2 separate regions of the Homo sapiens genome follow, and region 2 is linked to region 1. Evidence: chromatin contacts called from ENCODE Hi-C or POLR2A ChIA-PET data. All regions are on one chromosome and are shown on one strand. The core of a region is the stretch at or near the end of the contact, and the rest is flanking DNA. Distances in the headings are between cores, read along the strand shown.

The links. Hi-C counts contacts between places; a loop is a spot of excess contacts on that map. ChIA-PET counts read pairs that join two places held with the same protein, here RNA polymerase II (POLR2A). Pooled maps may share reads with other maps.
Region 2: a pooled map shows a loop between it and region 1 (5-fold over the local background). The contact joins two enhancer-like sites. A Hi-C loop is called at or near these places in 3 of 168 maps with a recorded cell type or tissue (CD4-positive, alpha-beta memory T cell, endothelial cell of umbilical vein and heart right ventricle), 8 of 37 single-sample maps with no recorded cell type and 9 of 50 pooled maps. POLR2A ChIA-PET finds 5 or more read pairs at or near these places in 4 of 52 experiments (AG04450, GM12878, T-cell and 1 more).

What each region holds. Positions count from the first base shown.
Region 1 is chr2:108,611,069-108,613,904 of GRCh38, reverse strand. The region is part of intron 1 of LIMS1 (LIM zinc finger domain containing 1); the gene reads right to left. Among named protein-coding and RNA genes, the nearest start is that of LIMS1-AS1, 66 kb to the left of the region's middle. RefSeq lists an enhancer at 1,464-1,523. Within about 2 kb of position 1,569, at least 14 of the 41 ENCODE cell types and tissues checked have a DNase peak (open chromatin) inside an H3K27ac peak, as active enhancers do.
Region 2 is chr2:108,660,800-108,663,611 of GRCh38, reverse strand. All of the region lies in intron 2 of LIMS1 (LIM zinc finger domain containing 1), which reads right to left. Among named protein-coding and RNA genes, the nearest start is that of LIMS1-AS1, 16 kb to the left of the region's middle. RefSeq lists an enhancer at 1,145-1,439. Within about 2 kb of position 1,256, at least 9 of the 41 ENCODE cell types and tissues checked have a DNase peak (open chromatin) inside an H3K27ac peak, as active enhancers do.

The DNA.
Region 1 (2,836 bases), core at 320-2,819:
TGACAGCAGGGAGGGGAGCAGGACAGCAGGGGCAAGCTTCCTGAGACAGAAACACTGGATCTGATCCAAGAAACCAGGCTCAAAAGCAAGAGGGCCTGACCCTGTGGCTGAGGGGAGGGCTAGGAGGTGAAATGAGACAAGAGACATGGGTGGTGGCATGTTTCGAAGGACCTGGTGTTCTTCACCCTGAGAGCCAAGGGCCGCCCGTGTCTTAAGCAGGGTACTGACAAGATCCCACCTGTTTGCTGAGGACCCCTCTCTCTGAGGCAGCAAAGGCCCCAGGGTAAGGACCAGCACAGCTGTGCAGAGCCACATGGCAGTCCATGGAACAGACAGCAGCTTGAGCTAGCCAGGGTGGTGACAGAGAGAACAGCAAGGAGAGTGGACACAGAGATGTGTAGGGAGGGAGGGCAGAAGGGCAGACTGGACACAGAGGGCCAGGGAGGGAGGCAGGAAGCACCCACACTGCTAACGTTTCTCCCCACATTCTTTTGTGGACATAGCAACAAACAGACCTGGTGAACTACAGCATGAGCCAGATGTACTTCATGTTGCCTTAATCTTGTCCACAGAAACGTAAGCGTTTTAAACCTACTTTGACTCTAATAATAAAGACTTTTACGAGTTTACAAAAGAAAAAAGCTAGGACATAAAAATGTTTGCTTGTATTGTAAAGCTCAGTCTCTCAACTATTTATGTAATATAATTATTACTAACAACTGACGTTGGAGTACCTACCCAGCACATTATGTGTTATTAACCTCCATCTCAACCCTATGAGGCATGTATTGTGATTATACCCATTTACAGATGGGGAAACTGAGTCTTAAAGCAGTTAAACGACTTGACCAAACAATACAACCAATAAGAGTGTGTGGATCCAACCCAAGTTGATTTGACTCAAAGATTCCTGTTTCAGTCATTAAACTGCACTGTCCCAGGGCCTAAAACATTCTCCCCCACAGACCATCACAAGGTCAAGTCTGAACTAGCACTGCCTCTCAACACTGACAACCTAACCCCGGAAGCTTCTGGGAAACTGGGTGCATGACAGGCGCAGGAGCCGCAGCGCAAGCCCCGGAGTGTAAACACTGACTAGAAACCACCCAGACACCTCAGCCAGCCCACACCTTCTCTCTCTCCAAATGACCCAGACCTAGTCCACGTGAATATTGTGAATGGTCGGTTTGAGGGTTCTGAAAGGAGCCTCGTGAGGTGCTCAGGTGCAGTCCCCACTCATATGAGTATTCCTCTTCAGCTGGTTTTCTCCTGCAGGTTTGGAGGCAAAAGCTAGTGAAAGAAGTGACCTTCTATGTAACTGAATTCCTAGATTCCTTAGGAGTCTTTGGGTCCAAATTACCCAAAAGACTTTATTTCCTTTTAGAGTACATGGAATTATTCAATGTTTCCAACAGTTCTGGAAAAAAAAAAAAGGCAGATTCTAACAGGTTTTCTTCATCATAGCAACTACGCTGAAACCAAGGGTACTGTTGAACAGCAACACGCACTGGAAGCAATACAAACAGCAAACTTCAGGAGAGCGTGGGTGTATGAAGAGGCACTGATGATGTGTGACCACACCGATTTCGGTTCCTCTGAGAACACTTCATACCACAAACACACTTTAGAGCTCAAGCTGGTCAAGCAGCCACTTGCTCCTACTGCTTCATGCAAAGGAAGTCTGGTGAAGAAGGTGATTCTAATTCTAAAACACAAATCAAACCAGTCACTCTGTGAGACTAATAAAAGAAAGGCCTGAAGTTTTAATCCTCCAATCCTGATCTCAAGAACCCCTGCCAAGAGAAAAAACTCACTCTTAGGGCATATATATATGTATATATATATATATATGTGTGTGTGTGTGTGTGTGTGTGTATATGTGTGTGTATATATATATGTGTGTATATATAATATATGTATATATATTTTATATATGTGTATATATAATATATGTATATATATTTTATATATGTATATATATATTTTATATGTGTGTATATTTTATATATGTGTGTATATATTTTATATATATGTGTATATATATGTGTGTATATATATATATATATATTTTAGATCATGGTTCACAGCAACTTCTGCCTCCCTGGCTCAAGCAATCCTCCCACCTCAGCCTCCTAGTAGCTGAGACTACAGGCTCATGCCACCACGCCCAGCTAATTTCTGTATTTTTGTAGAGACAGGGTTTTGCCACATTGCCCAGGCTGGTCTCGAACTCCTGAGCTCAAGCGATCCCCACGCCCCGGCCTCCCACAGAGCTGGGATTACAGGCGTGAGCTACTGCACCCAGCCTAGAGCCAATATTTTTGATTGATCAAAACACTCTAGGGAACTATGTTCTACTGAACAAAAATTCCCAAAATAGAAGTGAAATACCTCAAAATGTAATGAGACCACTATATAGAACCAAAGCAAGTGCACTATTTCTAAGGAAAGTGAAAAAAAACATTGATAGGTTATTTTTTAAATCAGAGCCTTGGGGAAGAAATAAAGGCTCTGATTATTCCTTCCCCGGGGCTCAATATAATTTAGGAAATAGCACCTTGGTCAAGAGCTAGATGTATTGAGTGCTTCTTATGCGCCCAGAACTGTGATAAGCACTTTGCATACACTTACCAAATTTAGTTTTTACAATAATCTAATGAAACAGTACTATTATTATTCCCATTTCAAAGGTGATGAGACAAGACATAGAAAGTGTAACTTACTATACAGTTATTACGTAATTGAGTGAAAAACTGAAACCTGGCCTCAGCCTGGTTTTAAACCATAACGGTGTACTGCCTGCTAGTCAGAAAATGGTTATTTTTCTCAGCAGTAG
Region 2 (2,812 bases), core at 7-2,506, 50 kb before region 1:
GGTTAATCAGCTGCACACCAGGTCCCTAGTCCTTGGTTCAGTCCATCCCACTCTGCAATACTTCCTGGACTTAAATCACTCTTGTAACTGTTGGCTCCGCTTCACTCCCAAAAGTATTTTCTTATGGGAAAAATTAAAATACTTCTTTTACTGGAGATAATGCTGGATGTCACAAAGATTTAGGAACCACTATAGTTAGCGTTAGGGCCTCTGGGTTGAAAGGGTATTTCCCTGGGTAAATGGCATCTAATCACTTGAGCTCAGGAGTTCGAGACCAGCCTGGGCAACAGGGCAAGACCCTGTTTCTGCAAAAAAAATTTTTTTAATTATCTGGCTGTGGTAGTGTGTGCCTGTAGTCCTAGCTACTAGGGAGGCTGAGGTGGGAGGATTGCTTGAGCCCAGGAAGTCAAGGCTGCAGTGAGCCATGATTGTGCCACTGCACTCCAGCCTGGGTAACACGGTAAGACCCTGTCTTAAGAAAAAGAAAAGAAAGAAAAAAAAAGAGAAACTGTAGTTGAGACAGAAATACTGGTGCTCATTTCTTCAGATATATGTTCTGGTAAGTGGTTAGGAAACAAGGATCTCATTCTATACTTGCCTCTGTGGCCAAAGGGAAGAATGTCCTATTTAATTCAAAGTACCAGAAAGTTCTACCATAAAAGTAAATCACATTTTCAAGGGGAAGTGAGTGCACAGACCCCATTTCTAAGTCTCCCTAACTAGTCTTCTAGAGAAAAGAAAAAATAGAGGCTGTGGAAATCAGGGAAGGAAGTTGTTCTGATAACGAGACAAAAGCAATAACAAAGATATAGAGTGGCGAAGATGCATTTATTATACAAAGACTGAAGCACATCAGTCATGTCCCAAATGGAAGGCAAACTGGGTAAGTTTCCAAGCTTTCTTTTCTGGAAAACAACTTATTGCTGGATATAACTGAAAGTGAAGATTATTTGTTAGCAGTCTTGGATAGTTTTTTTCTCTAATATCATTTAACCAAAAAGAAATGTCTTATTCTCCAGATGCAGGTTTACACATCCCTGGGCTGGTTTTAATGATAAACAATTTAGCCAAAATAGTAATCTTCCTCAGGACCCAACAGATCTTGAACTGGGCAACAGCCCATGAATAGCCTAGTTCTGGGTATTCATCGCATCTTTTGGAATAACAGCACACAGACCCAGGGAGGGTATTTATAGTCCAGTGTGAGGGGTGGGCAGGACGAGATGAGTCACACTTTATTCTTCACTGCTCAAGGCTGTTCTGAGCTTTTCCCTCTGACTCAGCACCAGTGGCCTCACAGCTGACAGGGCCTAAATGCGGCAGCAGGAGCTCAGGAAGCGGTCATGCTGCTTAATGAAGGTAGCTTAACCATCATGTTCGTTCCTAAGTCACAGGCAAAATGGGAGAAAGAAGGTGACGGAGGGCTGGAGCTACAGGGTGCTCACAGGGGAAAGAGCAAGCCAGGGATATAAGGAAAATGTCTGGAAAAACAAAGCCTGTCTTTTTCTCTGAGTTCTTCTCTATTGCTCCCCTGGACCGAGCTCTCCTAAGGCCTTTGTCATAATTGCCCATTTCAATAAAAATATCTTATATTTAAAAAGAATATGTAAGGGAAAGAATATTGTATTAGATACTAGGAGACCAGCTAGGCTCTCATCTCTTTCATGTCGCAAACCTGCTATGTTATCAGACATTTCAACCTCTCTGGACTACAGGAGAGAAAAAAAAGAAGGGAGGGATACAGAAGGGATTCATATAGTGAGAAGACCATGCTCTCTCCAAGCCAGCTTTCCAGAATTCCCTTCAATGTGCCTTGGGAGTCTCACCTCCTTCCTTGCCATAGTCCCCGCAGGCCTCCATGGTGCCGAGGTAGAAGTAGGTCCTCAGGTCCCTTTAACTGAATTGAGTCATGGCTCACCACCACTACCACCAGCAAACGCCCTCTCTTCTTGCTGCCGCAGCACCTAGGGATTTCCTATTCCTTCTCCTCACCAGCTAATCACAATCTACCTATAGCCTCAGTAGGGGGTCTCTATGCCTGATGCCTCCATTCACACCTCTGGAGCTCCTCTCCTGCCCTCTTCTGCTGTGGTACATTGGCCTCTCCTGCTCCTGTCCATCTTCACAACTGTCATTTGCCCATCCCTAAATCCATCATCCTTGCCCAAAAGATTCCCACTGCCCAGGGAAGGAGTCAGGAAGAACAGGAAGAACTGTAAGAAGATACATAGAGCATGTTTGGAGGCCTAAAGAAATAAAGTTAAAAAAAAAAAAAGAACTAGAAGAAAAGAGAAAACGAAAACCTCTTTCCACTGCTAAGGTTTTTGTTGTTGGGAATGTGTGTTTTGGGGACACAATAGGAGCTTAAAAAAATGTGTGCTAGTGAATAAAATAGCATTCCTTAACCCAAACCCTTAAAGCTGTTTCCAAGTTGACATTATTACATACTTGCTAGCCCTGTATTTCATGTACCCATGATGGGGTAAACAGCTTTTCTGTGGGCTGGCCTGGGAACCCCACTCTCATGTTTGTTTCTATGGGAAAATGCTGCCGGAGTGGCATACAATGGACTTACCAATGATCTTTGTCAACTACCTTTCCTTGCTCAAGCATGGTTTATATAACAGGGAAACATAAAAATCTGCTAGGCAAAAGAAGAAATCAAAGAGCAGCCATCTCCAGCTATAAAATAATTCTATATACATATATTATCATATATAGATGTGCATTTACGTACAAATATGTAAGAAGTAAGGTGGTAAAAGTAAATTACCTATTTGATCTAACACACACATACACCTCACTCTCACCT